Regions from separate parts of the Homo sapiens genome. Here region 2 is linked to region 1. Evidence: read pairs that join two places in POLR2A ChIA-PET (ENCODE). Cell type or tissue: A673. All regions are shown on one strand. Links, peaks and the distances in the headings refer to the core of each region. The heading gives the core; the rest is flanking DNA. Region 1 overlaps PCCA (propionyl-CoA carboxylase subunit alpha). Region 2 overlaps CLYBL-AS3 (CLYBL antisense RNA 3).

Region 1 (15,670 bases), core at 3,141-11,140:
GAAAAAAATTAATGGAGCAGCTTTAAAAGCAATAAAATCACAATCTACCTTTTCCCCACATTAAAGAGCCCCAAAATGGCAACTAGTAAACGGGTTACATAACAGAAAATATATCTGTGAGTTTTCATTTTCTTAATTTTAGTACTAAAAAGTGAAAGAGCTAATTTGACCACTATGTCATCTTTAAAACCACAGCATGCTTGCTAATGCTGTGTTTACAAACGAGACTGATACAAGTTCTAAAACTTCTGACTTTAACTACATCCTATCATTTGCTACATAAACTGCTACAAAGCTAGGAAGAACTTAGATGTTCAACCCACAAATAAAATAACATAGACAATAAAGAATATTTATTATGTTCTTCTACAGTTCCTTACTTAAAACTTCAGTTGCCTTGAATAATATCATCCTATAAGGTGTTACCTACAGATCTTAATTAAATATAACTGTCTTTGTTATTTACTAATATTATGATCACAGAAGTTATGTCATCTTAACTTTAAAATACATACGATAAAATCAAGATATATATAAACACGTATCTTTGTATAAGCAAATCAGTATTCCCAATTAAAAACTGTACCACAGTATGAAAACTCTGCTTTATAATTTACTATTTATGCTGCTTTTTCCAAGTAATAATCAGCTATATTTTTATTTCTTAACAACCAATCTGAAGTCAGATCAAGTCTCCATTCCTTCAATGAAAGGCTATACAAATTTGCACTAAAAACTTTAAGAAAAAATTCAAATGAAATCAGAACCAAATTTCTGAGCAGAACAAAACTGTGGTCTGAAAATAACAAATTTACAAAACATGATGATCAAAAATAAAAAAGGAAATCTTCACCTCTGCCATATTAATAAATCTCAGGCTTAATGAAGCATGTGAAAAGTACAAACCATAAGTTAACTCTTAAGTATGCATTCTTGTGACCAAAAAAGGTAAGAGCCAAAAATTGTTTTCTAAGGTAAACTGACTGCTCTAGTTTTAATAAGACAAGGAAGAAAAACAAACAATAACAACCACAACAAAACACCCAAGCACCTCTGTACGAGATTCTCAAACCACTGCTCAGAAACCTCTAGCATAATTAAAATTTCTGTCTTCAGTACCACAGTGGACTCTGTGAAACTATCAGACATCTCCCACCCTTCATTCTCAATTCACCTCTCCCCCTAAGCACAACTCCCAGCCCGCCATGTCTACCTGACAAGTGACAGCCCAATCTGATTAAATGCTTCCAAGGGAGGGGACTCATGGGCCTCCATGACAGGCCAAAAGTGATCACCATGGAGATACATAATTACAGCTGTCAACGCATCTACTGTCCTGCTGACATCAATTTGATTGCTCCCAGCAATAATGATAGACAAAGCTTAGTGTGCACTCTCCTGCACCCAATCACTTTATCTACTCCTTGGTCCATTTAGCTGACATGCAACATTCACACAAGCAAATAACAGCAGTAAGCAGAACATTTAAGGCATTTTAATTGTTTTTTCTTTCTATGGATGGCTCACAACTGCAAATGTTATTACATAAAACTCCTGCTGCAGCATTAATTGAAGAAAGATTTGGTGGGATGAAGACTGTAGGGGGTATAGTTTGTCCATTATCACTTGTACTTTCAACAGGTCTCACGTTTGAAAATTGCAAATTGCAAAAACTTGCGAGGGCAAAATGTTTGACATCCTGTTAGCTATTACAACATGGTGAAAACTTCTAACAACTAGAGTAATCATTATGAATTCTTATTTAATACTTCTTTTGTTTGATTAAAAAAGTGTTTAGATATGTCCCTATGATACTTGTTTTCTCATGTGCTATTTAACGTCACATAATGCCTGTTAAATCTTCACAATTTTTTTTCTGCCTTCTGGCTTTGAACACAGCATGGAGTCTCCAAGCACAGAAAGGGTCAAGTCCCTTTAGAAAGCACATGGGCAAAAACAATTTAAAAAGTGAAATAAATCATATATCCAATAATATCTTCAGATTTAGAATTCTTCCTGTAATCTTTCACCATCTTCATGCCAGTAATCAAAATGAATAATTTGAATATTCACAGATGGTACAGCCTTGTCATCTACTAGCTAACATAATGTCATATATATATATATATATGCACTTATTACCTTGATTAAGAAAAAGGGTATGTCCTTGCTCTTTTTCTGCAACAAAAACTATTTTCAAAATAGCTATTAAATACAGAAGAGCTATGGAATAAAATGGACAGTGGTCACTTTTATTTAACTGATATAAATATTATTACTCTTTAAAGTCCATGAGGTTTAATAGACTGAGGCACACTTTGTTTGCCTTAATTCAATCTCCTTAAATTTCAATTAAGGAGCTGATTTTGTGCTTGAATTTCTTGACAAGTGACTATATAGCAGGGTTGGACTCGATTTATTGAAAAGATTAAATTGTAACACAAAACATCATTTCTCATTCTTAGGATTCACAGCCTTTTTTATTATAATTTTCGAAAGAATTGGGAACACTGTAAGCTATCATTTATATCATCAGATGTCCCCAGGCTTCCCCTGTCCAGTGAATCCTGACTTTCTTGAACACCACAAAATACTGAAAAAAATTTGTTTTCAACACAAAAACCATGATTCCCATGAATTTCACTTGTCCTTCAATTTACACCCTTTGGTGTTGACATGCTTTAACATAAAAGTATGACATAAATCACGATTTTAACCCTTCAGCTGGTATTACAGCTTAATGACTTACACCAGGTAGATGTAACGGTTCTTGGTACTGAGACAATCTCCCAATAGATGGTAAACCAAAAGACTTGTAGGGGTCCTGAAAGTTCAAAGGAAAGGAAGCACAGTCTTTGAAATATAAATCAGCACAAGTAAGGTTAAATATTTACACAATGAAGAACCATTTATAGGTCTATTTTCAACATATGGTATTTACCAAATCACAGATTTCAGAATATTATTGTCTTTTACGCTAGACAACTTAGAATGTACTTAAAAATCAAACAGAACTGTAAGCAGAATTTAGCCTGACCTTGTTCATACTTTATTGAAATTGGTAAAATTCCAACATTTTATAAAACTTCTTAGAATGCCTTGGGCAAAAAATAAAATAACCTAGGCCCTACATCAAAACATACTCAAGTTTAGAACAACAAATGTGGTATACTAAAGATATTTGTTTTTCTTACTTCTCAAAACAGTTCACATATGGTAAAACTTGAGAATTTGGGTTCTTCAAATAAAGACCTGAAAAAAAAAACTTTGCACGCTACTAGATATGCACTTCATTTGTAAATATCTTAGATCATCAGAATAAACAGGTTCAGTGTCATAAGAATGAAAGTAATACTACTTAAAATATGAAAAAAGCAAGAGCAATACAGTCACGCCAAAACATATTTTTGAACTCCTTGAAAAATATTTCAAACCAGCTCTCAGTATTCTTAAACACAGACACTGATTTATTTTTAATCTTGACAGACATTTTTGATGTCGAAAAGTAAAAATAGTACAAATGTTACCTTGCATTCTTGTTTTAGTCATTTGAAAAAAAGCATTTAGAAGTACTGAACTGAGAGTTTATGAGTAAAACCCAAAATTAAAATTATAAATTAAGAGTACATGTTTTACTAAAAGCTTTACAATTTAAATTTTGATTGTTATTTTTATGTAATAATAAAGGAGAAAATTATACAAAAAAAAGGTTGGGAAAAATTTTAAGTAAATATCTGATCAACAACTAATGTGTACCCAAGGTGGGCATTTTTTTAAAAAACCCATGGAAATAAATGCTACTTCTTGTTAGTGTTGTTTGAAAATAAACAAAGAAAATGCAAACAAAACAAAAACCATGGTCCATTCAAGCTCAAGAGTATTTAACCAATGCTCTGTTGCCTCTTAAAGGATTGGTAGCTATTTCCCCATCTACAAATACATGACAATTAACTAAGCCCAATTCTTTAAAACTATCTGGAATTAGGTCAAAATTATCTAATTTTTTTCTGATTTAATTATGGATTACGTAATCCAATAGTTGGCAACATTATAAAACCCTAACTTTACCTCATTGTTTGGCTATACCAGGTCTCATGACTCTGGACATAACCACCATCCTTCCTCCCAACACCATTCATTTTACCTCAGCATAAACCCGACATTCAACTGCCCAGCCGTTGATGCGAATATCAGCTTGTTTGTGCCTGAGAGGGTAGCCCTTAGCAACACGGATCATTTCCTGGACTAGGTCCAGGCCAGTAATGCATTCTGTGACAGGATGCTCAACCTGCAAGGCCAAGGTCTGCCAGTCAGTAGGTGTAGAAAAGGGTAAATAAATAGAAACAAACAAGAAAAATCACAAAAGTTTTTGGGTAAAATGAAGTTAATCGAATGTAACATTTGAACATATTTGACTAAAAAACTCTTGAGCTAGGGGAATAAAATGAAAGAATAAACACAATACACAAATCATAAGAAAAACTAAGGCCTAAAAGTATTTGTAAACTATCTGTATTATTTTTCTCAATTTTGATTTATCTGTGGTCCAACAATATTTAAGAATTTTAATTTTGAAACTAATTCTTAACCAAAAAGCTATATATTTATTTCACGGCAATCTTCAATGTGGCCGATAATCAACCTATTCTGCTGCACTTAACGTGGCATCTACAGGGGCAGCTTATGATTTTCCAAAGCACTAGTCCACCCTAAGTCTCACCCACTTGCATGCTTTCACTAACCTGTCCTGACAAGCAGCCAGATTAGTGTAATCTTGCATCGAGGCAGTGTAGCAGAAGGGAGCAGATGGATCCTTCAGGTTGCTTTCCCTCCACACTGACTTGGGTAATGCTTAGCATGCACAATTGCAAAACAGAGCCAGTGCGATCGCTCTGCTCTCTCAGCAGATTGCTGATAACTACTTGGGCTGATGCTGTCATGCATGTACCTGGCCTTCTGCACTAACACATGAGATATGTATGTACAAAAACATGTGCTGACATATAGGTACACAAACAGGGATACATGTCAACATAAACTTGGTCGATCACTTAGAAATTCTTAACCTTGAGTTAAAATGAAGCCACTTAAGTCACTGGAAAAGTCTACCGTTCATCTAAAACCTTGAATAAGTTCTAAGAATTTAAACAAAACTTTGGCCACATCTGCTGCTTTGATGTCATTTTTTTCTCATAAAAATTAAGTATCTTCTAAATGCACTTCACAATAGTTTCTTTATCATGACATGTCATATTTCATACACTCTGACACAGGAAAAGGTCAGTGAACAAACGAATTATCTTCCCATCTTCAACTACACTAATTGAAGGACAGGACTTAGTCATTATAATAATCTTGAAGCTTATCATAAGCAGACAATGCCATAGTCTTAAAAAAAAAGCTTTGTAAAAATAAACAGATGGCACCCATAATTAGCTTTGTGCGTGTTGAGTTTGCTTACAGTTTCAACAACATTTTAAGACATTTTGACATAATTTTAATGACAAATCATCACTAAAATAAGCATCAACCCTTCGTAAATGTGACACTAAATAAAGATCTTATTAGGTAGTTTAAAATATGTATTTTTGAAAGCAAATTATGATTTTGTAAGAACCAAGACTCTATAAGATAAATACAATAAGAAAGTAACTAGCAAAAAAACCCTCTATTATTACTAGAAACCAATCTCATGTGAGAAAGCATCTCAGCACTCTACTCAAGAGGTGAACCTGGATGGGTGTGGCGCTTCACGCCTGTAATCCCAGCACTCTGGGAGGCCAAGACGGGCAAATCACTTCAGGTCAGGAGTTTGAGACCAGCCTGGTCAACATGATGAAACCCTGTCTCTACTAAAAATAAAAACAATTAGCCGGGTGTGGTGGCACATGCCTGTAGTCCCAGCTACTCAGGAGGCTGAGGCATGAGAATTGCTGGAACCCAGGAGAAGGCTGTAGTGAGCCGAGATTGCACCACTGTACTCCAGTCTGGGCAACAGAGCGATATTCCATCTCAGGAAAAAAAAAAGAGGTGAACCTACCACGTGCCAAGTGCTTTACATCAATACTATTCACACATCCCTGATAGGTGAAAAGACAATTTCAAAAGTTAAGTGAACCATTCAGTTTCCTCTTTCTATGACCAGTGCCCATATAAGTACATACTATATACAAGGCAAATAAATACATATTGAATGAATGAACAGCAAATACAGAGTCACATCTATGGTAAGTGGTCACGATGGAGTTGGAATTTATCTCACTAAAGAGATGACATTATCTTCCTGATCTTCCTGACAGTAATGTATATGAAAGAAATGTATGTATAAAAGTATATGCAATGGCTATACAATTATGTATACATGTCTTTTAAAAAGCATATTACTATGAAGGTTTCAAGATCCAAATTTATTGTGTCTCTGCTTCACCTTTGAAGAGGGATCTTTAACTGTGTAGGAAAATAAGTACATCAGATCCACTTTGAATGGGATCCAAAAGTGGACCCACTGTGTTCTAAACTTAAGTCATATAACAGAGCCATAACATTTTACAATCTAAATTAGGGAGCTACAAGTAATTCAAATTAGAAGCAACTAAGCAGATAACTAAAATAACAAGCTGCTAAAGGTAAAATCCTTACTAACAGAAATTTTAAAAAACATTTACCTTTTGACAAGTACTGCATAAGTCCACAAAATAGTCTAACTTGCTTCAATTTTCCAGGTAAAAGAAATTAACTTCTTTAAAGTAAAACTTATAATTTTAAACATTTTTGAAAGAAATCCTTCTAAATACATAGGATTCCAAAGCTACTCCACAGGATATGAAGCATTTCCTTTAGACTGTGTTATTACCAGAAATCTTATAAGCACAACATTGCTTAAATAATCACAAATATCCCCCTATTCCCAAGTGCTTAGCAATGGTTTCTCTCTGCAAGTTAAGCTCAATACTTAAGTGATAGAACAGGGTTATATAAAGGAACAAAAGGACGGAAGGAAGGACGGAAGGAAGGAAGGAAGGAAGGAAGGAAGGAAGGAAGGAAGGAAGGAAGGAAGGAAGGAAGGAAGGAAGGAGGGAGGGAGGGAGGGAGGGAGGGAGGGAGGGAGGGAGGGAGGGGAGGGAGGGAGGGAGGGAGGGGAGGGAGGGAGGGAGGGAAAAGATGGTTAACTTGATCAAAAGGTTATAAAAATAAAAAAACAAAAAAGTCAAAAATTGGTGTCTGGTAAACCAACAAGTTCATCTTGTCCCACTTAGAAGAAAAATGTAACTACAGAAGTCTGATGCTAATATGCATCTGTTTTGAGGGCTATTATGTGGGGGGAAAAGGTTTCTGTGTCACTTCTATTTGGGAAACACCGGGTTAATCTCAGTTCAACAGATTGTTTAGGAAAGACTCTTGTCATTAGGATGCCCATATGTCCTGTGACTCTCCTAGAGAAGGGCCTTGCGCAGCACTTCCTCCTCCTTTTGCAAAGTACCTTTATGAGTTGCCAAGTCCATGGAACACACTTTTGGAAACAATGCCTCAAAAACATTCAAAATACAAAATGGAATTCCCTTATTGTTACTCCATCCTTACCACACAAATATTTGAGAACCTGGCTTCATATGTTTTTCCTACCCAACAGCAATGTGCTCTTTCTAAAAAGCACACAAATCAGGGATCCACCAGACAGCACTGTTTTGCATTGTTAACGTATTAGCATGTGAATATATAAATCTTGGGATTTAGTGAGCAAGAGTAAGCCCGAACCCAAAAAAAAAAAAAAAAATTCACACTCACAAAAAAGGAGTAAGCCCTACCAAGTTATAATACCTGAATCCTCAAAGACAAATTTCTCAAGGGAGTGCCACACTGCAGAGTCTAACAGTTGTTGATAAATTTATTTGTATTGGTTATATCCCTAGCTCACCATGAATCTTTTGTTCAAACAGGTACAAAAAATTATCAAATGCCATATTATAGGACATAATCGTGCCTTATAACATCTCATGCCATAATCACCCTCATGGACTAGAATAAATATGTTTAGCTCCATACACCTACGCTAGATGGTAACAATCGGCTAGCTTTTTATAGATCTACTTGCTATTTTTAGTTTTGTATTCTTAATCACCACCAAGCTGTCACTATTAGCATCGTGTCTAATACCTCTTACCACTCCCTCTTACTCATCTGTTGCTTCAAATTTATTTCCCAAAATATAACCAAGCTTGTCAAATGCAACTGTGAGGTAAATTAGGTTGTGCTTCATCTCTGAGTGCTTAATGTATCTCATTTCGGTAGCAGAATAAGCTTAGGGAAAACTAAATCTCCTTGGCACTGTGTTGTTACCTACCTCATGATTCTAAAAATTATAATAATAAACTCTGACACTGCCATTGTCATCTTCAGCCTATTCCTCACTAAATACAAACTAGGAAGTATGCTAAAGCTAGTGAGTGAAAGTATGCTGGCTATTTATAGAGTCTCAAAGTATCTCCCTATAAGATACTTTATTAAGGACAAAAGGAAAATAGAAAGTCTACAGTGTAGAAACGCCAGAGATACCTCCTTAACAAAGCCAACACCACCAATAATGGGATAAAGAGGCACTTCGTGCTACCAACATGGTGCTCATAGATGGACAGTGTCATTTCTATTCCTGCCCAGAATGCAAAGACTGAATCTAGTACATGAGAAAAGAGGCAAACCTAAAATGAGTGACATTTTATAAAATAAATGGTTTATGCTCTTAAAAAATGTTAAGATCACAACTGACCAAAAAACTAAGGATTATTCCAGATTGAGAGAGAATAAAGAGATACAACAACTAAATGCAATGCAGGATGCTGAACCAGATTTTTTTTTCTTTTACCACAAAAGGCATTAATGAGGCAACTGGGGAAATTTGAATATAGTCCCTAAATTGGAAGACAGTAATATGTTAATGTCCAAATCCTGATTTTGATTATGGTGCTATAGTTACATAAGAAAATTTACTTGTTTTTAGGAAGTACAGACATATTTAGGAGTAAAGGGCCACTAGGCCTGCAACTTACTCTGAAATGCTTCCAGTAAATACAGATATAGATAGAAAGATAAAGTAAATGTGGTAAATATGAGTGAAGTGTATTCAGAAATTACCTGTAATATTTTTACAACTTTTCTGTGAGTCTGAAATCATTTCAAAATTTAAAGTTAAGAAAAATACGTCAGGGTACGGTGGCTCACCCCTATAATCCCAGAACTCTGGGAGAAAAACCCAGGTGGATATCTTGAGCCCAGGAGTTTGAGAGCAGACTGGACAACATGGCAAAACTTTGTCTCTATTTAAAAAAAAAAAAAATACAAAAAAATCAGCCAGGCATGGTGACGCATGCCTGTAGTCCCGCTAATTGGGAGGCTGAGGTGGGAGAATCACCTGAACCCAGGAAGTCGAGGCTGCAGTGAGGCAAGATGGAGCCACTGCACTCCAGTCTGGGAAATGGGAGTGAGACCCTGCCTCAAAAAAATAAAAAATAAAAAAGTTAATAAAAATAAAAATAGTGTCCCTAGAAAGACTTGTTTTTCATATTATAAAACATTATTAAAAATAAAGACATCTGACTTGACCAACATTCTTGTCAGAATCCTCCCACTATGTTAAATAAAAATAGTTATACAATAGCAGATAGTTTGTGCGATATGTTTCCTCTGACCTAAACTTTTAAATATTTTACTGTGATATTTACCTAATAATTTCTAAAACTTTCAGGATCAGTAACTGAATAACAGGCAAGTCATCCTGAAGGTGAGCAAGATTCAAGGAAATTTTAATTATATACCTGAGTTGACTTGAAATGAAAATTAAAACTGAGGAAAATCAGTTTTAAGGGAAAAGGGGAAAAGTCACAACATGTAAAAAGAAGTCAGAAAGACGCAGTGTGTGTTAACTTGGCCATTATGAGGAGGAGGCTGATGAGAAGTATTAAAATTCCTTCAACAGTGCTATATCTGCAGCTCTAATTATTTGGCAGCTGGTAAGTAGTGGCCCAGTTGCTTAGTCAAAGCAGAAACTGCCCCTAAAAGTGTAAGGCCCACCATACCTAAGTATAACCAACATCAGTGTGGCACTTTGAAATTTACAAAATCCTTCCACACATGCACAAACTTCTTCAATACATCACTGTCATTTAATAGAGAAGGCATAGGAGATTGCTCTCAAGATATGGTGTGGTGAGAGAATGCTGAAATTTTTTGTTATCAAAATAATGTTCTTTTAAATTAACAAAATTTTAAGTGACATTTTTATTCAATATATCCTGTCTAAACTGACAGGTATTACAAAGACTTGTTTTTTCGAAAGCTATCTTTTGTAAGCAGAACTTGTTGGATTCAACTTAGCAAAGTAGTTTAGTATGATTACCCACTGAAATATGAGGAAACTGTCCCATTACATAAAATTCAGTTTCATAAGTGTTTGGCATAATAGGCCTCTGTCTTTGTAGTTTGTTGCTATTCCAGCCTGAAAGGATGGTCAATGCCATTATTTTTGGTTCTGCTCTGTCTGTTCAGAAAGATTCTGCTCTTTCTGTTCACGGAACAGAATCTAGCATGTACCTACTAAAATTCTGAAGCTCTACCTCCTGAGAATACAGGATTTCAAAATAAAGATCTAAGGTTATTAGATTTTGATCCACAGCACTCAAGGATGAAAAGCATGTTGGGAAATAAGCCCCAACACATCACTCCTATAAACTCACCTTGGAAACAATGGTTATATTCAAGAGTGACAGCCTGGGTGACAGAGTGAGACTCTACCTCAGAAAAAAACAAAAAAAAGAGTTGGACTGCAGGGCTTAGAAACCAATTTTTCTCCCCTTTTCTCTGATACATTCTTCGTGCTTAGAATAGATGGATGAAGGTGCGTATACCTGTGTAGGATTATATACAGATGTGCTCTTCAGAGACATGACATTGTCAGTTGCCTGTTTTGTGCTTTTGATTTGTTTATTTTTGCCAATAACATCAGAACTATACATCAAAGTGAGTACTGGCTATTCCTAAATAGTCCAACAGCACTAAAAACTAAAAATTTAGTTTTCCAGCTCATCTTGGAAAACTAAATATGCATTTAATATCACCACTGCCAATTCATTTCTGGAACTTGTCCTTAAAAATTCACTTTGGAGCTGAAATCAGAATGTTTAGAATAGACTAACCGGTGTCAAGTCTTCATTTTGGGGGGATGGGAGATAGGATTTTTAGAACCAGTCATATTCTAGTAAGTTGTTTAAAATTTTTATATGCTATGTATACATGGAAAAAAAAAAGAGTGACCACGAAAACGGAACAGATTCTATTATAGGGTTCCCCTGGTGACCCCAAGAATAATAATCACATGAAGAAATGATAAGGAAACCATTATGGGCTGAATTGTGTACCCCCCAAAATTCGTATGTTGAAGTCCTAGCCCCACCACCTCAGAATGTGACTGTATTTGGAGACATGGTCTTTAAAGAAGTGCTCAGGTTAAAATGAGATCATCAGAGTGGGCCCTAATCCAGCATGACTGGTATCCTCATAAGAGAAGATCAGGACCCAGACAACACAAGGCACAGAGGAGAGGCCACAGGAAGACACAGGGAGTGGATGGCCACCCACAAGCAACGAGAAAGGCCTCCAAAAGAAACTGACCCTGTTGGCCCCTGGATTTTGGACTTCCAGCCTCCAGAACTTTGAGAAAACACATTTTTGTTGTTTCAGCCACCCCAGTGTATGATACTTTGTTATGGCAGCCCTAGCAAACTAATACAAAGACCAGTTTTAAAAAGTTAAACATAGATAAAAAGAGTCCAGAACTCAGACAGCAATATCATTTACAATATGCTTTAAAACAAAACCCCAAATCTAAGTGCCTGAAAAGCTTATCTATACATATCTGTATACCAAAAACTTCTTTCCTTCATTTTCTACTAAGGTTCAGTAAATAATAAGGGAGGGTATAACACATCCTACCTTCTATCCTCAGTTTCCCAGAACAAAACATGCCAAAACATCCCAATTCTGGCTCACTCTAAACAGCCTGAGAGCCCTGGCCTCTATCATTTTAAATACAATCAAAAAGGTCAACATTTGCTCACATCCAAAATGCCCCTTCTGACAAGAATGAAATTTTACAATTAGTTAGAAATCCTTTTCCCAATAATTTCTCCTCATTCTTTCTATCAAACACTCCAATTCCATAAAAGACCAAAATATTTTCATCTGGCAGGTCTAGAAATTTTTTTTTAATCCAAAACTAGTCTGAAATTAGAATATGGTATTTGTTCAATTATAGTTAATTGTTATAAACCAGAATTTAGGTTGCAATAATTCTTAATTTTTAAACAAATGGCAAAGGGCAAAATCAAGTTACAAAAAAATTTCTAAAATCTTTCTGGAATATAAAGGTTCCCTGTGATGCAGAATTCCCCCTGATGAGATTAGAGTGTATAGCCTTCACAGAATTTCAACAATTGTACTGTACCTTTCCTTCCATGGTAAAAGTAGATTCCTCCTGCACTGTACCAATCAACATAAGCAACTGACTAAGTCTAACAAAAGTGGGACAGTTTACCTGTCTGTTCTCAAAGATATGGACAGCTGACTGACCATGTTTGGGGTTTTAATTACTTACTTATTAAGATTTTATTCCTCTCTATTTGGGAATTTTCTAACTCCTATAGACTTTGTAGACTATACAGAGGATGCTTTTCCAAAACACTTAAATCTAAAAAAAAACCTAGCATCTGGAAATTATTAATTACACACACACAAACAGACACACACACACACACACACACACACGAATTTGGAAAGGTGTATTCAGGGTCCTAATATTAATCTTAACACAAAGGCCTAAGCCATGTAGTAAATACTTTTCTCTATCAGCTTCATTTTTGGAAGATTTCAGTTTCCATTTTTCCTCCCAGACTCTTCTTACACAAACACCCTTATAACAGAAAGGAGATCTCTTTAAAAGTGGTTAATATTTCAAATATGTTTGTTCACATGTAACAATAATTTTGCAGTTAACTGACAAAAGAATGAGAGAAAGTTATTATTTAATATGTGGCTTGCCATCTTTTCAGATGTCAGACAGGCTTTATATTAATGACAATAGTAATAGCAATAATGTTAATAATAATGACAACAGTAAGAGTAAAAATGTCAACCAATATATAATAAACAGCATGCAAATGTTATGGATAAGATACTCACAGTTAGCAGAAAGAATGTGTGCTCAGTATAAACCAGGTACTATTTTGAATTTGTAAACTATATAAACTCATTTAATGCTGACAATCCTATACAGCAAATGCTATAATTAATGTCATTTTACTAATGAGGAAATCAAAACATACAGAAGTTAAGGAACTTGCTTATGGTCACACAGCTAAGAAGGAAGAGAACTAGAATTTACTTGCTCTGAGTGAAAACAGTAGATGTTTGCAATTAACAAAAACAATGATTAAATGAGTCCTCCATTAGTCAGCTGCAGTTGTTCTGAAACATTTTACAATTTTGAATCTCACTGAATTTCTCACTAAAAAACTATATATCTGACTTCAGAGGGTTCACAGACTTCCCTAAAGCTCATGAGAGATCCAGATAACCCAGGTTAGCTATTCCTGCTCTGAGAAGCTGTCAAAAACAGCCTGGAACCAGCCTGGCTCCCACCTCTCCACTCCAAACTCCATGCTGTCTATCTCCCCCAGAGTTACTAAGCAGCTGAGGACATGGGAAGCACCAAGATCTAGGGAGAAGATGAGAGCCAAAAACTGGGAACAGGCTCTTCTCCCTCTGTGGCTGAACGAAAACTGGAGACTAGCTTCAGAGAACTCTAGGGAAGAATGTGAAAGGAACACATCATGGAGACAGACTGGCTTGCAAAGAGCCATGGACCTCAGGGGAAAAGTCAATAAAGGCTCCAGATGGGTCCGTGGTCTCTTTGCCCAGGAATCCAAGTAGTCAATAAAAATTAGCTCAATTCTGTCCTTGAGATGAGAATGCTAGGAGACATATGCTCTTCCAGGCCTCTGGAGTAGATATGGTCATGTCTTCAACCATCTGAAGGGCTGCTGTCACTTAGAATATTTCAAGAAGCAGAACTTAGTACTGATAACCCCCAAAAAACCACAGCAGGGGGATTACTAGCACAAGAAAGAAAAAACATTCAGAATAATGATTACACAGACCAAGTGAAACAGAGCTGCTGAAGGACAGGAGAAAAATACAACTTTGCCCAAAAAGCAGTAAAGGCACTTAAAAACTTAAGAAGTAGCAATGCACATATGTGCATGTGCACACACATCCCCTGAGTCCTCCTTCCATCTCCCCAGGGGATTGGTCCCAGGACCCCTGTGAATACTAAACTCTACAGATGCTCAGGTCCCCGATATAAAGTAACATGGTATTTGCATGTAACCTATGCATATCATCCCGTACACTTTTCTTTTTTTTAAGAAATGGGTCTTGCTCTGTCATCCCAGCTTCAGTGCAGTGGCATGATCATGGTTCATCACAGCACTGATCTCCTGGGCTCAAACAGTCCTCCTGCCTCAGCCTCCAAAAGTGCTGGGATTACAGGCATGAGCCACAACACCCAGCCCTTTCCGTATACTTTAAATCATCTCTAGATTACTTATAGTAATACAATGTAAATGCTATGTAAACTGTTGTTATACTATATTGTGCTTTTATTGGTATTTTTTAATTGTTGAATTGATATTTTCATTTTATTTTTAAATTTTTAAGCCACAGTTAATTGAATCCACAGATGCAGAACTAGTAGGTAAGGAGGGCTAACTGTAACGCACAATTAGAATTTCTGAGCTAAAATAATGTGATTTCCCAATTGCACAATTTAGTCAGTTACTTATAGGAGAGGATAACCACTGTTGCAACCTGAATTAGTAACCTGGAAGATCAATAAAGAAATAATGTCAAGAGACACAGCATAAATATAAAATGACAGTTATCATAAGAGAAACATATCCAGTAGACCTAAATTGCAAAAACTAGAAGTTCCACAAGGAGGAGAAAATTGCTGATGGAAGGAAATAGTTAAATAACAGAAGAAACTTCCTCTGAAATGAAGCAATACTTAAACCTGAACACTGAAAAAGGGCATGGACTAAAAGGCAGGGTTAATGTATACAAACACAAACCAAGGCATATCCTGGTTGGAAAAAAAAGTCCCTGAATTCCAATGATCAAAAGAAAATTAGAGCCAGACACAACGGCTCATGCCTGTAATCCCAGCACTTTGGGAGGCCAAGCTGGAGGATCACTTAAGACCTGGAGTTTGAGACCAGGCTGGGCAACAAAGTGAGATCTCGTCTCTACAAAAAAATTTAAAAATTAGCCAGGCGTGGCAGCATGCACCTATGGTCCCAGCTACTCAGGAGGCCGAGGCAGGAGGACTGCTTGAGCACAGGAGGTCAAGGCTGCAGTGAACCAGGTTCATGCCACTGCACTCCAGCCTGGGTGACAGGATGAGGCCCTGTCTCAAGAAAAAAAAAGAGAGAGAGAGAAATAAAAAAAATTGGGCAAACTTTCAGACAGCAAGACTACATTATCTACAATGGGAAAGAAATCAGAATGACACCAGACATAATACTAGAAGCTAGAACACAGCTGAAATTCATATGCTCCTGAAAGA
Region 2 (15,670 bases), core at 2,807-10,806, 380 kb after region 1:
ATACAGTCTCTGTCCTTTTGTGCCTGGCTTGCTTCCCATAGCATCATGTCTTCAATCAAGGCTCATCTGTGTTGTAGTGTGCATCAGAACTTCCTTCCTTTTTAAGGCTGTATAATATTCCATTGTATGTGTATACCACATTTTGTTTCTCCATCCATCAATAGACACCTGGGTTGCTTCTACCTTTTGGCTACTGTGAATAATGTTGCTATGAACGTGGGTGTACAGATATCTGTTTGAGTCCCTGCTTTCGGTTATTTTGAGTATATTCTCAGAGGTAGAATTGCTAGATTATATGGTAATTCTATGTTTAATTTTTTGAGGAGCTGCCATACTATTCTCCAAAGCAGCTGCAGCTTTTTTTTTTTTTTTTTTTTTTTGAGACACGGGTCTTGTTATGTTGCCTGGGCTGGTCTTGAACTCCTGGCTTCAAGTGATCCTCCCACCCTGGCCTCCTAAAGTGCTGGGAATACAGGCATGAGCCACTGTGTGCCTAGCTGCACCATTTTACATTCTGGCCAGTAGTGCACAAAGGTTCCAATTTCTCCACATCCTTGCCAACACTTATTTTTCATTTTTCTGAAAATAGCCACCCGAATGGGTGCGAAGTGGTAACTTATTGAGGGAGGCTGGCTGTAAGGGCATCATTAAAGAGTCCATCTCTAAACAAAAGACACCAGTCTGAATAATTGTCCCTCTGTTAAGGAACTCATACTTCGAGTGTGTAGGACCAAGTGGTCGCTCGCTAGATTCTTCACTCTGTTGGGTGGGCCCTATTTGAAGACAGGTGGTAACCTTGGCAATGGGATTGCATGGGCACCAAAATGTCCATCTGGCCCCAAAGGTGGTCGTTCCCAGGTTGGCATGTTGCCTGACATCCTCAGCAGGAAGATTACCTGTTAACACGGAAACAAGTTACCTGGGAGGAGAGACACGACACATGAGTGTGAGCACAGTGGCTGCTGCCGCCTGGCACGGAGCCTGGGACGGCGGTACAGGGCGTGCATATTTGGGAAAGGCGGGGAGATCGGAAGCTGCAGACCTTGCTCTGGCAGCAGAGACCAGGCAGGCCGGGGCAGAAGGGAAGGCCCCAGACGGCCTGGGTATGGGTTGTTCAGGACCAACACCTGTGTGCCTGAAGCACCAGCTGCAACAGGGGGAAACATCCCCCACTCCCTCTCCGATCCCCATGTGGCTTCCCCATACCTTTGCACGACTTCCACTCACTCCAGTGACATCTTCAGCATTGCCTCCTCCCATCTGCCCACTTTCCACCCTCTCCCAGCACGCCCACGCTCTTCTTCACTCCTGGCTTCCTCCCTGATGTTGGGTATCAATGGCCTGTATTTCCCACCATACACGTCTTTGTTAGAAAATCCAAAGGCTTGATTCATCCTTGTTGGAAATGGCAAGTAGCTCGAGGCTAAATGTGCTAAATGGGATTTAGAGAGCAAAACAAGGATTCTGGAGAACCCAAGCTTCTGTTCATTCAACATTCTCTACAAGGACGACCAGGAGTGGCAGTGGATGGGGAGTGACAGAGACGCTCACTGCCACTCTCAAGGTGTTTGCTCTATAGCCAGGGATTCAAATATAGAAGCCAATGAGTGCGGACAGTTCACGGGTTCTGTAAGCGAAGGCTGCACGGGGTCCAGTGGGAGCACAAAGCAGTGGCTGGGGAGGGTGGTCAGGGAAGGCTTCAAAGAGGAGGTGACACGCAGCTTACTCAACCAAGGAACAACATGACATCACTGGGGTTCGGGTCCTGCCAGAGTCTAGGAACCCACCATACCATTCAATACACAATTATTTCTCAACTTCGTTTTCCTGCGCTGCATTTATGTTTGAAGAGGAAAATCTGTTGGCTAATGAAGAGCCATCAGCAGGGGTTCCTGCAGACCTCCGTTCTGCCGAGTCTCCCGCCATATCTGTCATTTTCCATGTGTCCCTGTGGCTTTTTCCTCATGGGATTGTTGGGGGATTTATTTGCAAATTGATGGTTATGAAGCTTGGAAAATCCAGTGTTGGAAAATGTTTTAGGTTAGTGTCAAGTAGGAAACACTTCTTATTTACTTAGAGATGGCCAAACAGGCCAGGTGCAGTGGCTCATGCCTGTAATCCCAACACTTTGGGAGGCCGAGGTGGGTGGATCACCTGAGCTCAGGAGTTCAAGACCAGCCTGGCCAACATGGTGAAACTCTGTCTCTACTGAAAATACAAAATTAGCCAGGCGTGGTGGCGGGCACCTGTAATCACAGCTCCTCAGGAGGCTGAGTCAGGAGAATGGCTTGAACCCGAGAGGTGGAGGTTGCAGTGAGCCGAGATTGCACCACTGCACTCCAGCCTGGGCGACAAAGGGAAACTCCATCTCAAAAACAAGCAAACAAACAAACAACAACAACAACAAAACTCATGAGTAAAAAGTAAAACTTTTAAACTCAAGTAAACGAAAGATACCAAAGGAGAAGGAAACTTAACACTGTGGACAAACTTTTGCCATTAAAATTATAGGAAATGAAAACAAACATCACCAGCATCTCAATGCGAATGGTTTCCATTGACAAAATAAGGAATATTGTTAACTGTTAGTATTATTAATACATAATTTTTCAGGTCCTTGAAAAATTGGGGTCTGGATATCCAAATCAAGTGAAAACAGTATGATATTTATTATATATGACTCGAATAAGACATTGGTTTCGAGGTGTGGTTATAGAAGTGTTTATTTTCATCCTGCAAATCTCTACTGTATATATATATATGTGTATATATATATGTGTGTATATATATGTGTGTGTGTGTGTATATATATATATATATATATTTTTTTTTTTTTTTCCCCAAACGTTTTCCTCTCTCCCTTGAAAGTTGGTACATGCTTAAGGTTAGGAATAATAATAGTAAAATATGCTATTATAATGGCTGCAGACAGGAGCTCAGCCTTTCATCTTCTTTCAACTTGGCAAATATTTGAAAAACAAGATTGGGGGGAGGGGGGAGGGGGGAGGGATAGCATTTGGAGGTACACCTAATGTTAAATGACGAGTTACTGGGTGCAGCACACCAACATGGCACATGTATACATATGTAACTAACCTGCACGTTGTGCACATGTACCCTAAAACTTAAAGTATAATAATAAAAAAAAAGAAAAACAAGGTTAAAGCCGGGCGTGGTGGCTCACGCCTGTAATCCCAGCACTTTGGGAGGCCGAGGTGGGCGGATCATGAGGTCAAGGAGATCGAGGCCATCCTGGCTAACACGGTGAAACCCCATCTCTACTAAAAAAAAATACCAAAAAAAAAAAAAAATTAGCCGGGCACGGTGGCGGGCGCCTGTAGTCCCAGCTACTTGGGAGGCTGAGGCAGGAGAATGGCATGAACCCAGGAGGCGGAGCCTGCAGTGAGCCGAGATGGCACCACTGCACTCCAGCCCGGGCTACAGAGCGAGACTCCGTCTCAAAAAAAACGAAACAAAACAAAAAAAACAACAAAAAATGATTTTAAAAAATTTGCGACTTGTAAATCCACACATTATTTTGTTGTTCTGAAAAGAAAATTTAACATTTTATATTTTTAAAATTTGGGGGATCCTATCATATCGTTTTTTGTAACTCCAGATATTAGCTTAAAAATAGGTTTCAACATGAGTGATTTTCAGGTATTTATTCAAACATTTCCTCCTACTTCAAAAATACATAAAAACGTGATATGACTGCTTTCTTAAAGGATTTACCGAGATTATATCCTTTGAGTAAAGTGATCCTGAACTCAGTCTGGTTGTCAGTTTCATTAGGAAGGAAGTCGCTCATCTTGGTCTAAATATTCTCCAATGCCCCGTAACGCGGACATTGCTTTCAAGGAGCCATGCTTTCAAGGAGCGCCCAGATGGAAGACCTTTCTAACGACAGTTGGAAATATTCTAAGAAAAATTAATGCTATTTTAGAGTTACTAGTGGTAGGTTTTAAGATAAAACGTCTTTGTGGGCTTGTAATTTTTCCTGGGTAGCAAAGTGAAATTCGCAAACCTTGGGGCTCTCTTCTCATCCTTCTCAACCTCACATTTCTTATTTCACATGGCCTTCTGTCTAGTAACACTATACTTACACATTTAAGAACCATGCATTTAGGCTGGGCATGGTGGCTCACGCCTGTAATCCCAGCACTTTGGGAGGCTAAGGCAGGTGGATCACGAGGTCAGGAGTTCGAGACCAGCCTGGCCAACATGGTGAAATCCCATCTCTACTAAAAATACAAAAAATTAGCCAGGCGTGGTGGTGCACACCTGTAGTCCCATCTACTCAGGAGGCTGAAGCAGGAGAATCGCTTGAACCTGGTAGGCAGAGGTTGCAGTGAGCCGAGATCGCACCACTGTACTCCAGCCTGGGCGACAGACAGAGCGAGACTCTGTCTCAAAAAAAAAAAAAAAAAGAAAAAGAAACATGCGCTTATAGTTCCTCATGGCTGAGCAGCAACCTCGTTCTCTTGGAAGTGAGATATTTTTGAAAGGAAGTATTGACTAGAAAGTGAGGGGTCAGGGCTGTGTCTAGGATCAGGTTGTTCAGACAGGAAGGAAGGAAGAAAGTTTTGATGCTATTTAGAAACCTGACTTTGACATTTTGGGCTATCAGCTTGGTTTACTGGAAAAATGAAGAAAGACAGTTTTTTCTCACAAAATTGTGATGTGGGTTAGAAGAATACTGAAGAATTCAGTGATTGAGCCTTTGATATGGACAGTTGAAGTGCAGGAGACAGTTGCCAACATTTTGTTGAAGTCATTCATATACATATCTGAATCATAAATTAATTCTAAATGAGTGACATGCTTTTTAGCTTGCCAGAATTATGGAATTGCTGAGAGCAGAATGCTGTAACCTGAGCATCTGGTGATCAGACTAACCCTGGGTGGCCTGTTTGGTCACGGAACATGAGGACTCTGTGTGTTTGGAGGTTGGGCAGGGTCTGGAAGGTGACAGTATTTTGGGGGTGCTCTATTAGTCAGGAAGTCATGGGAATTTGCCTGCCCCGTTTGTCATATTTGGTTTTTGTTTGTTTGTTTTTGAGACGGAGTCTCGCTCTGTCGCCCAGGCTGGAGTGCAGTGGCACAATGTTGGCTCACTGCAACCTCCACCTCCCAGGTTCAAGTGATTCTCCTGACTCAGCCTCCCAAGTAGCTGGGATTTCAGGCACCACCACCATGCATGGCTAATTTTTGTATTTTTAGTAGAGACAGAGTTTTGCCATGTTGGCCAGGCTGGTCTTGAACTCCTGACCTCAGGTGATCTGCCCACCTCTGCCTCCCAAAGTGCTGAGATTACAGGCTTGAGCCACCATGTCCAGCTGGTTTGTCATATTTGTGTTTGAATTTGGCTCTACGTGGATTCTGCGTAAGATTTAAGTGTCTTAGTTGGAAAAAGCCTCTGCATAAATGTGCACTGAGGAATATTTGTAACAAAGCTGGGAGCCAAGTAGGGAACTGGCATAGAGATTCTTCTAGACACATAGGCAAAGGATAGCTACCACAGAAAACGGGCAGATATGTGGGATTAGAGTGAGAGGGGTAATTTAGGCGATGAAATGAGCTGGTCTCTTGTACCACTATATGGCAGGTGAGGCAGATCCCCAAGATGAGGGTAGCGGTGCTTCTAGGAAGGGGAGACCACCACACCCCTGCCCTTTCTTGACAAAGTATACCAAGTGCAGATTACACTAGAGGGAGCCAGGCCGATGCCAAGCTTCCCGCTGGATGATGAAGGCCGTGGAGATGAGGAAGAGACACAGAGAACGAAGATGCCAGAGGGGTTAGAAGTGAGGAGTTTACTGTAGTGGGGCACACAGAGAAAATAATATTTGATGGCAACTGGGCGGCTCTTGGCAAGAGATGACCAGCTTGGAAGTCCCTGCCATTCCTGACCCAAGGGCTGTAGGGATCAGCAGCTCAGGCACACACCTGTAACCCATCCTGCACACTGACTGGGAAGTTCTGGTCTAGTCAACGTCAGAAATACATAGTGAAAAGCCAGGGTCGTGGAGCCCTTTGAGAATCTGATGGAAGTTATGGGCCTTCTCCCCAGAAAGCCCACAAATGTGACACACACATACAATTGTGCTCACTGTTTCAAGGGATTTATGAAAATGCTCATCTACTTCTTTAATTTATTTTTATTTTGAGACAGAGTCTCACTCTGTCACTCAGGCTGGAGTGCAGTGGTGTAATCTTGGCTCACTGCAACCTCCACCTCCCAGGTTCAAGTGATTCTCATGCCTCAGCCTCCCGAGTAGCTAGGATTGCAGGTACACACCTGCAATGCCATCATGCCTGGCTAATTTTTATATTTTTAGTAGAGATGGAGTTTCACCATGTTGACCAGGCTGGTCTTGAACCCCTGGCCTTAAGTGACCTGCCCGCTTCAGCCTCCCAAAGTGCTGGGATTACAGATATGAGCCACTATGCCTGGCCAAAATGCTCATCTAATTTTGGATCTTATGATAAGAACCTTGGTTGGAGATTATTAAAGAAAGGGTGTTGATGAAGAAATGAAGGCCAATTCACTTGAATAAATTCAGCAACTAGGATTTAAAAAGTCCATCTAAAGAAGGAGAGAATCACAGACTCTTAGGGCATTCAAAGGCTCCATAAACCTCTGGCTTTGGAAGTGGTTCAAATGCTAGGGATACCAAGCAGAAAATATCCAGGTCAGGTCATTAGATCCAAACAATCGAGCACATTGCAATGGTTGAGCAGATCGCTCGGCTCCGTGTTGGCTACTTTTTAAAGGTCCTGATGTTAACTTGGTCAGGATAATAATTTGGTAAATAGTCAATGGCACAAGTTTTATTTCTGTATCCCTCCTTCCAAACATTTTTCCCCGGGAGGGACCCTTCTCTAGTTTTCTCGGTATGCATGGCGGAATGGGGAGCGTGTGGTGAGGTGTGCTCTTGCACGGACTTCCAAGATTGACAGTGGCTGCCTGGGTACCTATTGTCTCAAGGACTCTGCCACCCAGTGCATAATCAGTTCTAAGCCACTCATCTTCACTTGCCCATATGCCCCCTGGAAGCACCCGTATTGCTGAAATGACATGTATCGAAAACAACGAGACAGTCAGGGCTCAACGCCTTACCAACTATTTGTGAACCAAAATAATAACCAGATCTCAAAAGACTAAATGGTGGGCGAGGGATGGAGCGTCAGTACTACCTTAGAAAATATGTGACTTGTGTTAGTTGAATCTCAGGTCTGACATCATGTGAAAGTGCTTTCTTTGCAAAATACAGCCTGGGGGGAAATTTTGCCAGTGTCTTGCTCTGGTGAGTTAATATGCATTTAACCAGTTTTATAACAGATTATTTACCAACGGGAACAGAATGCTTTGGCACGGGATGCCTTTGAGAGAGCTATTCTATTGCTCTGGCTAATTCCATATTTCAAAATAATTTCCACATACTCCTGGTGGATGTAGGTTCTCTCAAACTCTTCCCTCTACTGGTGAAATGGGAGAACTGGCAAGTAGGTGAGATTATGTTGCCCTCTGGTGTCTGCCAACCCAAAAGAAAGAACTAGAACTTAGGAAGGCGATGAGATGTAGAAGGAAGGTAGAAGGTGCTCCCCATCGGGAGAAAGATAAAGATGGAGAGGTTGGGGGATGAAGAGGGAGGAAGGGAATGAGCTTGGTGTCCTCTGCCCGTTGGACCTTCTTCTCTTGGGTGAGTGACAGGATTCCAACTACTCTTCCTGTCTGAGGAGGAAAGTGACACCTCCAGGGCTATTTGCCTGATGAGTCTGGGGCCTCTGTGATTTGTGATGGAGAAGTAGGCTCATCGGGGGGGTGGGACCTGGCCATTCTCTGCAGGGAACCGCTGGGGAAATGAGCTGGGTGATGGCCACCCATAGTCCCATCCTTCAGGTTTGGCTGAATAGGAGAATGTCCCTGGGACTGGGAGTGGGAGGGAAATAGCCCTTGTCCTTGGGGGAAACTCTTGGCAGTTATGACATTATTAAAAGTACAGGGATGGTGAAGGGGAATTCGCTGGTTGTCCACTGCAGGGGTCTTCACACCTGGTAGCAGTGGCCATTTTAGACTGTGGCCCTTTGGAGCTCTCTCAAGAACATCATGCCAGGAGGGCAGCCCCAGAGAGCATGATGGAGAGGGGGAATTTCTTCCCCCACAGGGAACTGAGTCCAGCCCTCCACCCTCAGAATGGCAGCTACTGCCTGAGGACCCACCTGTGTCTAGGATGGAGACCAGGATTTTCATTCTCCTTAGGGAAACCCACCAATAACCTCAAATGTACTTCTCATGGCCTAGCCTGGGGCACCCGGCTCCTCCCCTCTGGGCCCGTGTCTGGGCTTTGCCATGTTTGCCAGGCACCCGGGGGAGCAGGGTGTGGTGAGCCCAGCCAGCCTGTTATTACATCTTGTATCATCTTCTGATGTGCCTATCCTGTCATTGACTTTTGATGCCCTACACGAGAGCAGGCATTACATTTTCTTGCCACAAACTATGGCAAGTCTGTGGAAATTGTTGATAATTTTTCTTACAGAAAGACCATTGGCTGGGCATGGTGGCTCACACCTGTAATCCCAGCACTTTGGGACGCCAAGGCAGGCAGATCACCTGAGGTCAGGAGTTTGAGACCAGCCTGGCCAACATGGTGAAACCCCATCTCTACTAAAAATACAAAAATTAGCTGGGCGTGGTGGTGCACGCCTGTAATCCCAGCTACTTGGGAGCCTGTGGCGGGAGAATCGCTTGAACTCGGAAGGCAGAGGTTGCAGGGAGCCAAGATTGCACCATTGTACTCCAGCCTAGGGGTCAAGAGAGAAACTCTGTCTCAAAAAAAAAAAAAAAAAAAAGGGAAAAGAAACAAAAAATTGATGACTATTCATAGAAACTGATGGCAGCTAGGAGTAAAAAGGTGGGCAAATTTGGGCAGAGACACAGGGAGGCAGAGCGCTCCATCTTTGGTCAGGGTTAGTGGAGACCATGGAGCCATGGGAGGAAATCCTTTGGGTGCCTGAGCCCTGTGGGGCTGGGGAGGGGACCTGGTTACCCTGGTTTCCTGGAAGGAGGCTGTGGGGAGGCACAGGACGGGAGTGAAGCTGGGAAAAGGAAGCACCTTCAGCAGCAAGTTTCTTTTGTAGATTATCTTGGGTTTTTCAAATCCTAGTTCAAAAGCCAGTAAAGAGCCATGAGTGTTGGCATGTTTCTGTAGTCCCAGCTACTCGGGAGGCTGAGGAGGGAGGATCACTTAAGCCCAGGTGTTGGAGGCCACTCTGATTGTGCCACTGCACTCCATCCTGGGCAATAGAGGGAGACCCTGCCTTAAAACAAGAACAACCACACACACACACACAAAACCAAAAAACCCAAAGCCAGTAAAGCTGGGATTTCTTTTCTTACTTCCTTTTTTTTTTTTTTTTTTTTTGACAGAGTCTCGCTCTGTTGCCCAGGCTGGAGTGCAGTGGCGAGATCTCGGCTCACTGAAACCTCCGCCTCCCAGGTTCAAGCGATTCTCCTGCCTCACCCTCCCAAGTAGCTGGGATTACAGGTGCCCACCATGCCCAGCTAACTTTTGTTTTTTTAGTAGAGGTGGGGTTTCACCATGTTGGCCAGGCTGGTCTCAAACTCCTTACCTCAAGCGATCTGCCCGCCTTGGCCTTGCAAAGTCTGCTGAAATTACAGGCATGAGCCACTGTGCCCGGCCAAAACTGGGATTTCTGATGTAATCCCCAGGCTGACAGAACTCTTGAGTGAAAGGGGGATAATGGTCTAGCACTTAGCTCCCAGTAAATTCAAAGTATAGTTATTGAATGAATGAATGAATGGAATATTGCAATTGATTTTGTTATTGGTTTTTGACTAGAGGGTATGTATATGGATGGTAAGTAAGAAGAGAAAATGGGAAAACCGATTTTGTTTTAAAAAACTGTATGACCACGTAGGAAACATAGGTTCAGATTATAGTTGTGGAAACTCTGCAAGACTAGGAGATGTAAAAGAAGGTTAGAGTGAGGAAAGAAAGCCAGCAGAATAATTTTCAAAGATAGCTAATTCATGGATCTGTAAATTATTTTATTTAATCTTCATGCAACTGAAACAGAAGCAGGCATAATAATTTTGCAGGCAAGGCAGTACACAGGGGGTCGGGCCAGCACCTCCACCAGGCACTTGCTGATTCCCTCCTTGGTATTTTCCCTACAGGTGAAACCAGCTTAGGCTAGTGACTATGAATGTCCGGCGTTGACTTTTAGGGAAAACACGCTGCAGAAGGACATCCTGCACCCTCCGTGGGGTGGCGGGGGGGGTATGATTCCCCCCATTTGCTGAGGTGCCCGCCAGCTGGGCGATGCCTTTGAACTTCTGGGCTTTGAGTGCCCACGCACCCGGCCACAAGCCACCTTCCCCAGCACTTGCTCCCTCTGAGGAAGCGGCATCTACTCTAGCACGGGCTTTGCCTGTAACCTTTAGTGCTGTTTTCTAGAAAAGGATTTGGTGAGGTTCGTTGTATTCAGACTGGGTTGTTCTTTTAGAAATTGGTCTGTGCTGTCTTCATTTTATTTGCCAAAATATGAGCTACAACGCTACGGACTGATCATTTTACTAAATCTTTCTCCTTCTCCCACTCCTGTCTGTCTTTGTAAGTCAAAGCTATTTTGCATTACGTGAGCAACAAAATGATTTACAAAATGAGAGACAGGGACAATCTATTCTAACGGTTAGATGGCAATAACAAATATTTACACGAGCCTGGCTGATGCTGACTTTTGGAGAGCGCGCGCTCCAACTGAAAGCTGAAAGCTGGGGAACTGAGCCATGGGAGGCCAGCCTCTGGTGTTCTGCTGGACAGCCTCTTGGGCCAAAAATAATCTTCTTTGTTTTTTTGTTTTAGAGTCTGTATCTGTAAAAAGAAGCTAATAGCTTGGACCCCTCTGTCAGTAATGCTGTGCAGAGTTCCCAGTTGACTTTCATAAGCCTAAGCCTCAGAGCTGGGGCTTGGAGGTTGGTGGGAAGGGGTGAAGGTTTGCGGGGAAGGCAAGTGAGTCCCTCTAAGGAGCTGCTGAGGGTGTCCTGGGCCCGGGGTCCTGGGGAATTTGAACTCCTGCTAGGCCTCATTTTTTCCTTTATCTCCTTTCCTCTCTCAAATAATAATGTCCTTGTGAAGAAAAAATATTTATCTTATTTTATTTAATTTTTTATAAAGACAGGGTTCTTACTATGTTACCCAGGCTGGACTCAAACTCCTGGGCTCAAGCAATCTTCCTGCCTCAGCCTCCAAAGTAGCTGGAACTACAGGTGCATGCCACCTCGCTCAGCTACAAATATTTTTAAAATTAAAAACTGGGCTGCGCATGGTGGCTCACGCCCGCAATCCCAGCAATTTGGGAGGCCAAGGCAGGAGGAACGCTTGAGTCCAGGAGTTGCAGAGCAGCCTGAGCAACATAGCAAGACCCTGTCTCTGTAAAAATACAAAAAATTAGCCAGGCATAGTGGCGTACTCCAGTCTGGGCGACAGAGTGAGACCCTGTATTTTTTTTTTTTTTTAAATTAAAAACCAGCAGACTTTGATATATGCTTCTTGAATTCTCCTGCTGGGTCTCCCACCTTGCAGGATCCTCCTGCAGCCCAGTGTTGGGGTGTAGGAGACGTAAGAGCTGTTGGGGTCAGACTATAAACCTGCTTACTCCAGCTGATGGATCAGTAGCGGAGCTTTGCTCTGTAATATTTGTATGGAAGATGCAATGTTTGCACAATGAAGCCCACCAGATTTTCAAGTGGAGGGAGTGAAGCCAGTTTACAATCAATGATAACAGCTTTCCCTGGCTGCCATTACCCCAAATAGTATCTTATTTCAGCAAAATGGTGGCAACCAGCAGGAGGTCCGACAATGCAGATTTTAATCAGAAAGTTTAATTTGATATACAATTCACAGTTTGTGCACGGTGAGAAATGTTTCTCACTGCATGAACTTTCAGGACTCAGCTCTGAGCAAAAGGAGTTTCAATTTATGTAACACCTTTCTCAGCAGACAATACCCCAAAGCACTTCCTGGTAAGAGATGGCTTGCATTGCTGGGAAGCCACCGCAGAAGCCTTTCTTAAAATTACCCAGGATATTTATTTGGAGCAATTAAAAGAAGCGGCTGCATTTCACACAAATCCGTTTTTAATGTAGACATTAAATTGGCTGAGATTTCAATGCAGAGTCTCCTGGTCTCCAAGAACGCAGCTGCACCGTGCTCTTTTTTGCATAGATTTGCTCCCTTGTAAGGCAAACTTTCCACCTGGGCTCATTTTGTTTTCCCAGTTGGCTTGTAAACTCTCGGAAGAGAACCCTATAATGGAAATGTTGACAGCGCCTTTTACACGTAGGGCGCTGGGCTGCAGTTGTTGAATGGCAGGCTGGGCCGAGGAAGAGTGGCTGGGTGTGATGTTTGCCTCAGCGACTCTTGACCAACAGATAAGAGTCAATCCTACACCAGCTCACGTGGGGAGGAGAGGAGGCTCTCGCGGCTGTCCTGGGGATGACCGTCCCGGGGATGACCGTCCCCAGGATGACCGAGAGATGCCTGCGCTGTGCTTGAGCATTGCCTGGGTTTGAAGAGTGCAGGGCCAATTCCTCTGGAACAGGGAGCAAGAGGATGTGGTGGTGGGGGAGAGTAGGCATACACCTGGTGACAGCAGGCCAAGACAGAGTGAGAGGTCAGAGGGAGGCAGAGTCAGAGGGAGGAGGCAAGTTCTAGGGAAGAGGCAGAATCAGAGGGAGGAGGCTGAATCAGAGGGAGAAACAGGGAGGAGAAAGAGTCAGAGGGGAGAAACAAGTTGGAAGGAGGAGGTGGAGTCAGAGAGAGGAGACAGAGCCAGAGGGAGGAGGCTGAATTGAAGGTCAGAGACAGAGTCAGAGGGAGGAGGCTGAATTAGAGGTCAGAGACAGAGTCAGAAGTCACAGGTAGAGTCAGAGGGAGGAGACTAAATTAGAGGTTGGAGAGAGAGTCAGAGGTCAAAGGCAGAGTCAGAGGGAGGAGACTGAATTAGAGGTTGGAGGCAGAATCAGAGGGAGGAGGCTGATTAGAGGTCGGAGACAGAGTCAGAGGGAGGAGATTGAATTAGAGGTTGGAGACAGAGTCAGAGGGAGGAGGCTGAATTAGTAGTCAGAGGCAGAGTCCGAGGGAGGAGGCCAAGTCAAAGCTTCTCAGGAACAACTTTCCAGTTGGAGGGGGGACAGGAACTTATTACTGAGTTGTCCACACAGAGGGCCAGCTGGGAGGAGGTAATGAGAGTGGCTCCAGAATAAAGCATCTCAGGTAAATGGGCCCTGCATTAGAAGAGCTGGAGAAGGCCAGTGGAGAGACACTGTCCACCTCATCTTGCCCCTAGTCCATGCCAGAGGGCACCCTCTCCACTTATGGGAGGAAAATGCCCACTCCAATGCCCACTCCCATCATTTCCTAAGGTTCCCTCCCTCCCCACCCCAGGTTCCCTCCCTCCCGCCCAAGGTTCCCTCCCTCCCGCCCAAGGTTCCCTCCCTTCCCAGCCCCACCAGCTTTCACTGCTTCCCAACTGTCTGAGCCCCTATGATCTGGCTTTATCTACAGCCAATGCTGTGTGTGAGTTGTGGGCAAGAGTGGCTTCACCAGGAGCATCCAGCCCTCTCTTGGCCATGGCTCCTGTTTATGCCGGGACCCCAGGGAGGAAGTCTTGAGGGCCTTGTTCCTGACTGGTGGGAAGCCAGGCTGGATTATTGATCATGGCTCTACCATTTCTGGAGAGCCCATCCCAGCTGGTCCGTGTACAAACATTATTGCACTTAATCCTTGCAGCAATCCCCACAGGGAGGTCTTATTTACCCAGGAGGAATCTGAGGCTCAGAAAGGTTAAGCAGCTTGCTTGGCTAAGGTCACAGAGTTAGATAGTGGCTGCAGGACTGTACTCAAAGCCTATGCTCTTTCTTCTGCAAACTGAAGAATCTGTAAGGAAAGACCAGGTAGAACCTACTCTATTGCTCTTCTCCCTAAAGGTAGAACCTACTCTATTGCTGTTCTCTCGGGAGTGGGGCCCAGAAGGGCATTTGGGAAGCTGGGCATCAGTCATGGGAGATAGGCAGTTGCAACGTGGCTCCTGGCAGCAGGGAGCTTGGAAGGCAGCCCAGTGTGTCCGATGAAGAAAACAACCCTGAGGCTGAACATACAGATAAGGTTTAGTTCAGAGACACCAGCAAGTCCTGATTAGTAGTCACTACTTGGGACCCTGTTTGTAAAAGGATTCTGAGTCTGAATCTAGACACAGTTAGAGAGGATACTGAGCCTGAATCTAGACATAGTTGGAAAGGATTCTGAGCCTGAATCTAGACATAGTTGGAAAGGATTCTGAGCCTGAATCTAGACATAGTTGGAAAGGATTCTGAGCCTGAATCTAGATGCAGTTGGAAAGGATACTGAGCCTGAATCTAGATGCAGTTGGAAAGGATACTGAGGGTAATTAGCAATGTCTGCCCTTGACCCAGAGGGGAGTAGCAGTTGTTTAGAATGTATTTACAATCCATGTATAGGTATTTTTCAGCATTGACAGTTTTCTTCTTCTGACAAATACTCATTATTTTCCACAAACAGATAGCAATCTAACTGTTCCTTCTCTTATTAACCTGAGTCCACAGCACTGGAGTGGTGTTGGGTCATGAGTCCTATCACAGGAGAAAAATCAGTCATTTACAAAGGCAAAGCCAAACAGAGAGTTCTTGATGAGAGTTTAAAGTTCAGAGGACACAGGAAATATTTATTTGTTTCATGTATTTTACATTTGTTACTAGTATGTGCTGGGCACTATCCTGTTTTACAAACATTCACTCACTAACAACCCTATGAGATGAGTTCCAGTAATATCACCATTTTACAGAATGAGACAACTGAAGCCCAGAGAGGTGAAGTAACATGTCCAAGGTAACACAGCTTTGTGTATTCGAGCAGTCTAATAACAGAGTCTTCGTGATTAAATGACACAGTGCAGCCTCTCTGCCCTGTACATATTTCTGTCTTGCTTTTCCATATGGTGTTGTGCCTTCTTTGCTTCATGTTTGTTTTCCAGACTAGACTGAACTTTTGAAGGGTTTTCTGTTCCGCTATGTCTAGGTACCTGACATAAAGGAAGAGCTGGACATGACTACTGAATGTTAGTGCTATGATTTTAGGAATTAATCACATTGAATTTGAGTTGTTTTTTGTTTGTGTTGGCTCACTAGCATGGGCTTGTGGAATGGGACTCTGAGTTACATATTTCTATATCCTCAGCCTCTAACACAATATAAAGGAGAACACCTCCCATTTGTTTATTTATTCATTAACTCACTGATTCATTCATTCAGTGAAAATGTATTAGGGGCAGGCACCATGCTAGTTGCCAGGAACGAGCAAAGTAGACCAACTTTCTGCCTCTGTGGTTAAATCCAACCTCACAAGAGTATGATATAGAAAAATGATGTTGATATTCTTTAAATTGGACACACTTGTCTGTTCTACAAACAGTACTACTAGATTACTTTGCATTGCAACATATCAGTTCCCTCCCTACCACACTGTGTGGTGAAATAACATTGCAAACAGCTATTTTATTCCTATTTTACCTTACCTAAGGGCATTGGTTACCCATATTGGTCAGATCTAATATTCAAAGCTCA

The links. Peaks named below come from ENCODE experiments on the same cell type or tissue, not always from the same donor. Only the 100,000 strongest peaks of a DNase experiment are listed, where the experiment ranks them.
Region 2: POLR2A ChIA-PET joins it to region 1 with 11 read pairs; 2 of 35 experiments call an interaction of 5 or more read pairs at or near these places.

Annotation. Positions count from the first base shown.
Region 1 is chr13:100,290,078-100,305,747 of GRCh38, reverse strand. It overlaps PCCA (propionyl-CoA carboxylase subunit alpha), which reads right to left. Exons shown (of 24, transcript NM_000282.4): 13 at 4,145-4,288; 14 at 2,750-2,824. Among named protein-coding and RNA genes, the nearest start is that of PCCA-AS1, 180 kb to the left of the region's middle. In A673, for the core only: no CTCF peak of the experiment used is centred there; DNase peaks (open chromatin) are centred at 4,217, 6,517, 6,887, 7,407 and 5 weaker places; H3K4me3 peaks cover 3,748 bases; H3K27ac peaks cover 7,827 bases.
Region 2 is chr13:99,908,526-99,924,195 of GRCh38, reverse strand. All of the region lies in intron 1 of CLYBL-AS3 (CLYBL antisense RNA 3), which reads left to right. It also overlaps a transcript of CLYBL not described here. Among named protein-coding and RNA genes, the nearest start is that of CLYBL-AS3, 41 kb to the left of the region's middle. RefSeq lists enhancers at 9,826-10,325, 10,326-10,827. In A673, for the core only: a CTCF peak has its summit at 7,514 (motif pointing left); a DNase peak (open chromatin) is centred at 7,495.